Regions from separate parts of the Homo sapiens genome. Here region 1 is linked to region 2. A link is an interaction called in ENCODE POLR2A ChIA-PET data of the cell type or tissue named here. Cell type or tissue: PC-3. All regions are shown on one strand. Region 1 overlaps LOC105370115 (a long non-coding RNA gene). Region 2 holds the start of SACS (sacsin molecular chaperone).

What was found. ChIA-PET counts read pairs that join two places held together with the same protein. Peaks named below come from ENCODE experiments on the same cell type or tissue, not always from the same donor. Only the 100,000 strongest peaks of a DNase experiment are listed, where the experiment ranks them.
Region 1: POLR2A ChIA-PET joins it to region 2 with 5 read pairs; 1 of 35 experiments calls an interaction of 5 or more read pairs at or near these places.

The regions. Positions count from the first base shown.
Region 1 is chr13:23,957,705-23,962,704 of GRCh38, forward strand. It overlaps LOC105370115 (a long non-coding RNA gene), which reads left to right. Exons shown (of 5, transcript XR_941753.2): 3 at 899-1,034. Among named protein-coding and RNA genes, the nearest start is that of C1QTNF9B, 63 kb to the left of the region's middle. In PC-3, a CTCF peak has its summit at 3,055 (motif pointing left); a DNase peak (open chromatin) is centred at 3,037.
Region 2 is chr13:23,430,183-23,435,182 of GRCh38, forward strand. It overlaps SACS (sacsin molecular chaperone), which reads right to left and starts at 3,520. Exons shown (of 10, transcript NM_014363.6): 1 at 3,433-3,520. RefSeq lists an enhancer at 2,772-3,339. In PC-3, no CTCF peak of the experiment used is centred here; no DNase peak of the experiment used is centred here; H3K4me3 peaks cover 1,223 bases.

The sequences.
Region 1 (5,000 bases), 530 kb after region 2:
AAAGATGGATGAATCAACCTAATTACTATACAAAAACAAATGAAAAGCTTATTAAATAAATGTTCTTATTATACTATATGTGGAAATGTACCTATAGTTTAGTATATTTTTTCTAATTTAAGAATAAGATATATACGTGTGTGTATATATGTGTATGTATGCTATAAACCTCTCATATTTAAATATGGATCACAGATCTCACATAGTAGGAAAGTTCTTTCAACTTAATTTTATTTTATGTTAAGACTGTAGACCACTGTTATATTAGAGTGTCTGTATCATAGCTAAGTTATATTTTTCAAAGTAAGCCAGTCTGTGGCTGGCTGTTCTTAGCTGGCAAAGGCCGAAGCTAATTCTGAAGCACAGGGCATTTTTGTTAGCAGATTGTCCTGAGTGATGGAAATTGCACTTGGGATGAATGCCAGTTCATCTGGATTACCTAGAATTCCTTGGAGGCCATGGTGGAAAGGATCAGCTGCTCTCTGAGAGTGGGAAACACTCTTACTCTCAGTAATTCTCTGTTGTGTGCTGGTGTGGGTCAAATATGTAAGACGCGTCGTATTTACATTTGCTTTGACTCAGCTGCAGAGAACCCAAGCCCCAGTCCCACCAAGCAAATCTTCTCCAGGTGGACAGCATATCTGAAATGGCATACAGGAAGGGAAAGGATGACAAAGGGTCTGGAAGCTCTCACTAACGTCACAGTCTGCCTTTCCTCAGCTTCCTTGTTTTTAAAATAAGGGCTGGAGAGACATGGCAAATAAGGGCCCTTTTAGTATTAGCATTTCAGTCTTTTTCTGAAGGTATTAGGAGAGAATTAATGATTTATCACCACCTCCTTCATTACTTCTGTCAAACTCTGCTAGAAGTAAGGGAAAGCATCCTTTCTTTGTTTCAGCACATTCACACAGACTGGCTAATGAGACCCCACACTGAAGAAGCCTAGAACTTCCACAGACTCCCTGAAATCTAAGTCCTCATTTTTAACATACAGCTTTTAATACTAGCTTCAGAAGTCCCGGATCCCTGCAAAGGTAAATGTTTTATTTTCTATATATTCAGAGAAACCATTCTCTGAATCTGTGCATTGCTCCTGGCAGGAAGCAAATGTCAGCTCATTCCTGTGTAATTGATACGTGACATCTTAGTTTCAAGGTTCAGCCAAAGTACTTACTAATAGATTTTAGATGACAGCTATGGAGCTTTTTCTGTCATCCTTCAGTGGGAAAATCAGAAGGATAGAACTCTTGATGTTGAGTTTTGATGCCCTTATGGTAGTTTTGGAGAGAGAAAGCTCAAAACAATGTTAAGAAAAAAATAGAATACATACATATGAATTACGTTTTACTTATCTGTTTAATGAATGCAAATTTGTTGATTTGAGAGGTAAAGTGACTTTTAAATCATTTTTATAAAATTCCGTTAAACTGAGGATTATGTATGAAAGTACCAGAATGATGCATGGGGCACAGTCACTCAGCAAATGTTAATACCATTTTTTATAGCATGTATTTGAAGGGCGATTATTTGTAATAATCTCAGGAACATTTGTCTCTTCATATGAGCTGCTGTCATGCAAATAAGGATAATCAGACTGTCTTAACTAAATGTTGGCTAGTTTCACTCAGGGTTTTCTTAGACTAGGGTTTGGTGAAATGTAAGAGCTCTGAAGATGAATCATCCTGTTAATGAGAAAATAGACTTGGCCTAGGTAGCCCATTGCATTCTTTTTGGTCTGTTTTCCTTTAAATTCAGGTTTTTTAAAAAGCATAAACACTAATGTCATCAGGTGGTTTGGTCTTGAAGCTGTCCTTGTAAACTCTAGAAGTCATGGGAAACATGAGGCATGTAGTAGGTGTTCCTTAGATTTGCTCAGGCCAAGAGCTCTTTAGAAGTAAAATATGTTTTACTCCTTTAAGGGATAGGCCTGCCTATCTCGGTAGTTAGGAAAACTTGCTAGTGGTTGTTACATTTTCACAAGAAGCTCTGCACAACAGAGCCTTATCTCCTGGCTTGGTAGCTGAGTCTCCTCTTGATAGTTTCCAAACAGCTTAAAATGCAGGGCTGTGTTAACTGCTGACGGTGTGGAGAAAAGATGTTTAACCAGGCCAGGGTGACAACTATCACTGTTTATATTCTCAGTAAAGTTTTAATTATGAAAAAGGATTTGTGAAGTTGGTCAAGCCATAGCCAATCTGGTGTGCTTTGAAAGACTTTTGTATGTATGGTTCTATCAGGGAAGAGGGGCATCTTAGGATGTGATGTAGGCCCAGGACTCCATAGGCCTGCTATTGAAGCCAGCCTGGCAAACTGGGCAATGGCAAACCTTTGCTGCAGCCCTCCACCTTGTTTAACCAACCTCCTTGGGAGTGTGACCTGTAACCAGGTGGCAATGTTCTGTTTTAGCCTCTGCCATTTTACAGTGGTGGCCTGGGTGCAGTCCTGACTTAGGGAATGAGTCCTTTCTGGTTTGATATCTGCTTGACCTTTGCCATTTGTTGATTCTCTTCCCCTCCACAAATCACCTTGAATTTTCCTTGCTCTGAACATCTAGGAGGTTACTTTTGGTAAAGCTTGAAAGTCAGAAATATTGGCCACGTGGCGTGACTAAAGTCAGGTAATAAGGAATTTAAAAGGCTTTTCTTAAAGAGTGCTCAGCTTAATTAAAAGGGAATATCCAAGTTACAGGTATGTTTAAAAGGCCTTTATGTTTTTCTCTTCCTGGATCTTGTTTTGCTGGAGAAAGGTTTTTCCTCAATCAACTGAATTATTTTTCTCCATTTTGCCTTGCCACTTTTAATGCACGTATGAGAGGCCCTAAGATAATTTCTCATGGCCTGGGACTCCTTGGAAAAAAACAGAAAAGTTGCCATTGATTCCACTGTGGGAGAGACCTCTGTTTTCCTCATGGAGGCCCAGGAATTAGAGGAGGATAAATCCCTCTCAAAAATCTGTTTTTGTCTTCCAGCTATACCTGTTTATTAGGTCCCTAGAAACTGCATGCTTTCCTAGTCTTGCTCTTAAAGGGCTCCACCTAGGGGCCAGTAATCCAATTGGGAGATTGGCAAATGAAAAATCCTATAGCTACTGGATCTTCTGTGTAGTTATACATGTGTTGTGTGTGTGATGTCTATGAAAAGCTCCAATTAGTTGACCCTAAGAAGGGTAATCACTAGCATCAAATATTTTTAAAGGGGAAAAAAAGCTATGGTACCTTTTGGTTCATGTGACTTTAATCTTTGAGAAATAAAAACAAAGATTATTGGTAAAATGCAAATGTCATCAAAATGTAAATTCTTTTTTCCTGGAGTTAGATTGCTTTGAACTAGATAAAATGGTTTAAACAAGTTATGGAAGATTTCTAAAAAATTAATCTTGCAAAAGAAAATCTGTGTGTGAACGTTGACTAAATTCAAAAGGGTTATAAAAGGTTTTTGCTTTTTTTTTTATTTTCTTGAGACAGAGTCTTGCTCTGTTGCGGAGGCGTGGTCTCAGCTCACTGCAGCCTCCACCTCCTGGGTTCAAGCAATTCTCCTGCTTCAGCCTTCCTTGTAGCTGGAATTACAGGCACACACCACCACGCCTGGCTAATTTTTGTATTTTTAGTAGAGATGGGGTTTCCCCATGTTGGTCAGGCTGGTCTCGAACTCCTAACCTCAGATGATCCACCCACGTCTGCCTCCTAAAGTGCTGGGATTACAGACATGAGCCACTGCACCCAGCCTCGTCTCAATTCTTAAAAAATAAAAATTCTATTACATCATTACAGCTTTTGTAGAATAAGAGTAGTTTACAATCTTGGACTTACAGAATACCAGACTGAAATCTTTGTTCAGTGTCCCATAGACTTAAGCTTTGTATGTGTTACTAGTATCTGTGGCATTCAATGGCCTTGTACAAATATGAAATGTTGCTTAGGCATATCTTTCATCCTATGCAGAACCTTTCATTTTGACTTTTATGAAAATTGTAATTCATATAATTTATGTAAAGTTTTTAAATGTAGAAACTTTACTTCCACACTGAACTTTGGAGTCATTTCAGTAAAAGGCTTTAATACTCTGCCCTCTGTGCCTCCACACCTACCATTTCCCCCCCTTTTTTTCTTCTTTGAGTGAAATGGTATTGAGCTGTCTGGTCTATATGGAAGAATAGGTGTCTATATTCTTACTCTCTATTCTAACACAATAATGACATTTTCCTTTTATTTTCTCAGTTGTGAGTTAATCACTTTTTTTAAAAAAAGGTTTGAGATAGTGTTACTCTCTGTCACCCAGGCTGGAGTGCAGTGGCACAATCATAGTAGCTCACTGCAGCCTCAACCTCCTGGTGCAAGATAATTCTTTATTATTATGAATAGTTTACAATTGTTTAAAAGGAACTTTATAATGAAATAAATAGTTCGGAAGAATGGTCCAAGAATCTAAGTCAAGATGAGCTGAACTGGGGTAAATAAACCTAGGAATTATGATGAGCTAATTGAATCGGGCTTGTGAAAATTAATTTACATGACAGGTAAAACATGTTAAAACATTTAGATATTTACTTCCATATAGCAGTCACTTTAATAAAATATCAGTTTACTGTTACTTGTGGCTTCTCTAGTTAGTAAGAACTTTAACAGACTGTATTGGGACAAGTCTACGTCTCTTTTAGGAACTAATCTCACAAGTTGTTGTGATGCTGTAGCTGGATACTCGGGGTCAGCTGTCGGAGATGATGCTACTTTTTCTTTTATCTTTGACTTGCAAAGAGCCTCCCCTTTTTTTGGACCCAGGCACGTTTTCTGGACCTTGGTGCCATTTGTATACCCATGTTCCTGTGATCCCAAATGATAGTAGATGGTGCCTTGAACCTAGCACCTTCAATTAAAGGCTGCCTCGTGCTCTCAGGAAAGCTTGCTGCTCTACACACTTTAAAAGGCAGAAAAGCAACAAATCTGTTTGGTGCTTATTTGTAATTTTAAGGATCAGTTATAGATAAATATATTTGTAATGAGA
Region 2 (5,000 bases):
GGGTGACAGAGTTAGACAACATCTCAAAAAAAAAAAATTAATAAATAAAACTAAAGGAATATTTGGTGTAATTGACAAAAAACTCATAAAGATTGGTTGTAATTTATGTTTGAAGCTTAAAGACCTAACAAACTAATATCCTTAAGCTCTAAGTAACTATCATTGATCAAGTAAAGCTCTGTTTATATCATATTGCCAAATTTAGCAAATAAAAATTATAAATATAAACATATACACCTTAAGTTTGAGTTTCAGATAAACCACGAATTATTTTTTAGTATGTTTATGTCTTATGCAATATTTTTTGTATTTAATCTTGTAATCCTATCAGGGTTTTTAAATGGTGAAATTTATCATTGCATTAAAAACAAGGAAAAAGGCTAAAGTAGTACTATGTGAAAATGTGCACAAATTCTAGATACGTATAGAATTCAAATACTCCTTTCTAGCACTTAGTACTTTAATGAGGTAAGGATTTAAATGATCACCAATAATTATATTAGGATGGCTTTGATTTATTTTTAAATGTCATTTCAGAACACATTAAAAGGCTATGTGGACTGTAGAGCCCTTATTTTCTGCCCCAGATGACAAACTCATGGTGTAATCTCGAGCAGAATATTTAAAACAAATGTTTGTCTGGATGTAAGGTTATTATAATTGGACCACAGATCTCTCCTGACAAAACCCAGAACCAACGTGTCACCTTGGGTTTCACATCGTCGTCAATTTGAAGTGCCTTGAGGGGGATACCATGGTAGGAACAGAGCTCAGAGTTCAGTCTGAGAACTCAGTGATGCTCCCCAAGGGAATCGAGTCTTACCATCTAGTCAGTCTCTCCTTTTACTAATAAGAAATACTTGGGGTTCTACTCTCTCTTAAGGTTGCATTTTGTAATCTGCAAAATGGGGCTGCCTGTTTCATAAGGCTATTGTAAGAATCAATGAGATAAAAGCATTTAATTTGATCAAATAATTGTTGTAAACTGAGGCTACCCCAAAGAGAGCTATCTGAATCATCTAGTCAGAACCTGAAGGAAATTGAAAGATTATTCTATGTCTCTTGCCTTAGAGATGGCGTTAAAAGGCTTTCTAATTAGCACAAAGAGAAGTCAAAGCAGGGCTGGAGCCACACCCTTTGGTCCCCAATCCAGTGCTTTTCCCAACTTCGCTATGTTCCCCCTTAGGTAGGGGTGAAACGGCCTCTCCTAGACGTTAAAATCTTACACAATATCCTGAGTGTGAGTTAAGGAAAGGAAAGACGGCAGGAGAAAGACACATAAAGTAGAAATTAAAATAGTAACAGGATTGTCATTGCAAAGAGCAAATTGCCACCCAGGCTGTCCAAGATCAGAATAGCAATGGGAATTGTCCTGACTTCCAATTTGGCATCCTCTGCATCAATCACATTTAGTAGTCCTCATGTAGGCTCATGGTGGGAGTGGTCAATATCATCATCACTGCTGCTGTCTTAAAGGATTTAGGAAGAGTTGTACAAAGAGAATCGGCCTTCCTTCTTCCAAAGAATACTCCTATGGCAACATGGAAACATCAGCGTTCCTTTTATAGACAAGAGGGCTTAGAACAGTGTTTCGTGCATAGCAAGAACTGAATATGTATTTTGTACTGATCAGGACTCATTCAGATGCACTCAGCCAAAAGTTCATTTCAAAATTTATTCCTTTTGGGAAATGGTGCATGAACCACTTTAGCATGCTTCACCATGGTGGTTAGGTAGATGGTGGACTGAGTGAGAAAACGACAAAACTCTTACTAAATAGTGACACTGTGTGAAGAACCCTGCTAGGCGCCTTCATACAAATCACCTGGTTTCAACCCTGTGACCATTAAGTGAATAATTGTGTCATCTCTGACACAGGAGGGAACTGAGGCTCACAGAAGTTATGTGGATTGTCAGGGGCTGCAGAGTAAGGATGTGGTAGACCTGAGATTGGAACCCGGGGCTTCTGGGGGCAAGTCCTGCGTAAAGCAATGGTTTTGAGATGCTTCAGATGTAAGCAAACCTTGGTCTTCAAGTTCTATAATTGGACTTTTCTTCCTATTATGTGAAGAATAGAAAACACTTAATCGTGGAAAAGTTCTTATAAACCAAGTAAGATTAAAGGAAAATAGGGTATGTAGAAAATCTGGCTTGCTTTGTTTGAAAGGGAGACTGAAGGAGTCTTTAAGATCCAAGGAGAAAAGAAAGAAAAAATTGCCCAAACAGCCCAGGAAGGAGAAGAAAGGATGAAAGGGACGGCTAAGGAGGATAGAGGAAAGGAAACTGGGGATCGTTGTCACAGCCCAAAGTGAGGCTTCAGGGCAAGATTAGGGAAGGCAGTCTGGATGGTCATAAGTAAAACTACTGGGACATCATGACCCTGCATTAACGTAGAATGAGTCTGGTTATCAATGGGCAGCTTAAGAAAAACAGAATGGCAAATCTACTTGTCATGTGACAAATAAAATGGGATTGTCAATTATTTATTATTATTATTATTATTTTCATCCATGACCTGTGAATCAATTACTTTTATCTGCACTGATGGAGAAATGAAGAGTTCCCCTTCAAAATAACTTCAGAGCAGCTTGCGCTTGGGAAGCACGTGGATTCAACCTGGCTTCTGCCTTTTACTTAAGCGGAATGGGCTTTATCCATCTTCAGGGGCAGAGAGAATTAAGATTAAAGCCAAAACAATTGATATGTTTTAATAGAAACAAATCCAGTCCTCTTCTCTGAGGTATTGACCTCGTTTTAAGGAAGAAAAAAAGACAGCGAGAGAGAGGTTTTGTTGCTAAAGCTGGAATACTCTTTCAAAGAATCTAATGATCGCTTATTAGAATAAAATTAAATATGTGAAATATTTTTTAACTAAAAGCAGGATTTTCAAATATTATATAAGATAACCATAACATATGGCATTGTTTGAAGGCATGCTGTTTAAAGTGAGAGCAATTCTGCAAATTAACCGTAAGCTACTTTGAGAATCCCATCTTATTGTTCAATAAGACTCTGGACCCCACGCTGTGTTACTGCAACAGCTCCATTGTGGCGGTGCCTGGCAACCCGGGTGGAAATTAAAATGACAAAGCGGCTAGTCCAGCATCTTGACCGCGGCAGATCTCTCTAGTCACCCTGCAGCCGCTCCTCACCCACAAATTCACAAGCAGCCAACCCAAACTGTACATTTTCAGAAGAGCTCATTACTCACAGCTGTACAGCACGCTGAAGGCCCTCTCGTCTCTGTCCTCTCCGAAGGCGGGTATGTTAAAGGAAAGTGGCCCCTTACCTCCCCCAAGCAGCTGCAGTGGCCGAGCCCTGGTTTCCCAAGGCTCAGGGGACGGATGGCCAACAACACCATGGAGCCTGCCCGTCCCCAGGCCGCTCCTGCAGCTGCCCTCGCTGGCCACCCAGCTGGAACCTTGGACTTACTGGGGGCTGTGGGCATCAGGGTCTCTCGGCCTTTGTTTTCCTCCAGTGCCATCAGCAGTTCCCAGCGTGACTGTCCCGCAGCCGCACTGGGTCCAGGCGGCTCCTGCCGCAGTCAGTCGCTCCCCCTACCCAGCAGCCTTTTTTTTTCTTCTTAAAGAGACAGGACTGTCATCAACCTTAGGTGTCAATAATGCTGCAAGTGCAGCATTGTCGTTCATTGTGGGGGTGACAACCAACCACACGTTTTTGTTCTCTTCACTTGCAAAGGCTAATTTTTAGCAGTAGGTATGGCTAACAGAAGACTGGCTCTATTAAACACCAGTTGTGTGACCTTAGACAAGTCACTCATGGGTCTCGAGTACCTCATGGGAAATGAAGACCTGTGACCTGGTAATGTTGTAGCTCACAATCTGCTTTTTGTATGTTATTTGGAGTTGTTTATGAGGTTCCAATGGTTAAAAAAAAAAGCATTCACTCAAAATGTGTGGTAAACTGTGAAATGCTATACAATTGATCCTGTTCTAAGTTGAAATTGCTAGTCTCAATTTAATAATACAAAATATTGTAACTCTATTTTCTTGCTTCCTCTGATGGGGTATGTGAAATACCACCAGCATTTATTTCATTTCGGCGCACAGCTATCCTGCCACTGGCCTGGGTACATCATATTCCTCATGATAGTCTCCTAGTAGAACTGCCTGCTTTATCCATATAAATCTAGAATTTTGGCTTATCTGGAAATACTGGATCTCGGAAGCTTCTTATTGCTTCGTTCCTGCGGAAAATTCCTCTTAAGTCAGTTCAAACAACTCCAGACCTGAAAAGGCTCAAATGATCTCTCCTGGGAGAAGACCAAAGCAAGCCCCAAATGTCAGCAGCAACTGGGGAAGGAGAGCCCCTGCTTCTTGTACCTGGCCCTGCACTGGTCTGACCCAGAAGATGCCACATCTAATGGTGTCTCCTTCACATCCTAGACTCACAGATTTGTGTACATATTATTTCCTGGGAGATAGGTGGGAGACCTGTTCTAACAAAAGGACTGAATAATCACAAACAAAGCACATTTCTATTGGGGAGAAATGGTGTCTTGCAGGGCCTTTTCATTGAGCTCTCACTGTAGCACCGTGTGGACCAACAGGCCCTCGGTGGCATGCGCCTGTGGAGTGAGGCTGCCTCTCTGAGGCTACCACCATTCTTACATGGTTCAGTTGTAATCAGTTTAATTCAGCACACAAATATTGAGCCCTTGCTTGTTCCTGGCATCAGCTAGACACCGTAGACTAAACGGTGAATACCCAGTATGTTGCTCCCCCAGCAGGCTCTTCTACTCACAGCTGTAAACCATTACACCCCCAAAGGGAAAAGTTATAAATAACTACATATATATAAACTATATATATAATATATATGTATAGTTTTCAGAGAGGTTAGACGATTTTGCCTACCTACTCACACTACATAAAAGTATCCAGTGAAATATTGATTATTCAGAAATAGTGTTGCTTAGCCAGGTGTGGTGGTACATGCCTGTAGTCCTAGCAACTCAGGAGGCTGAGGAAGGAGGATTG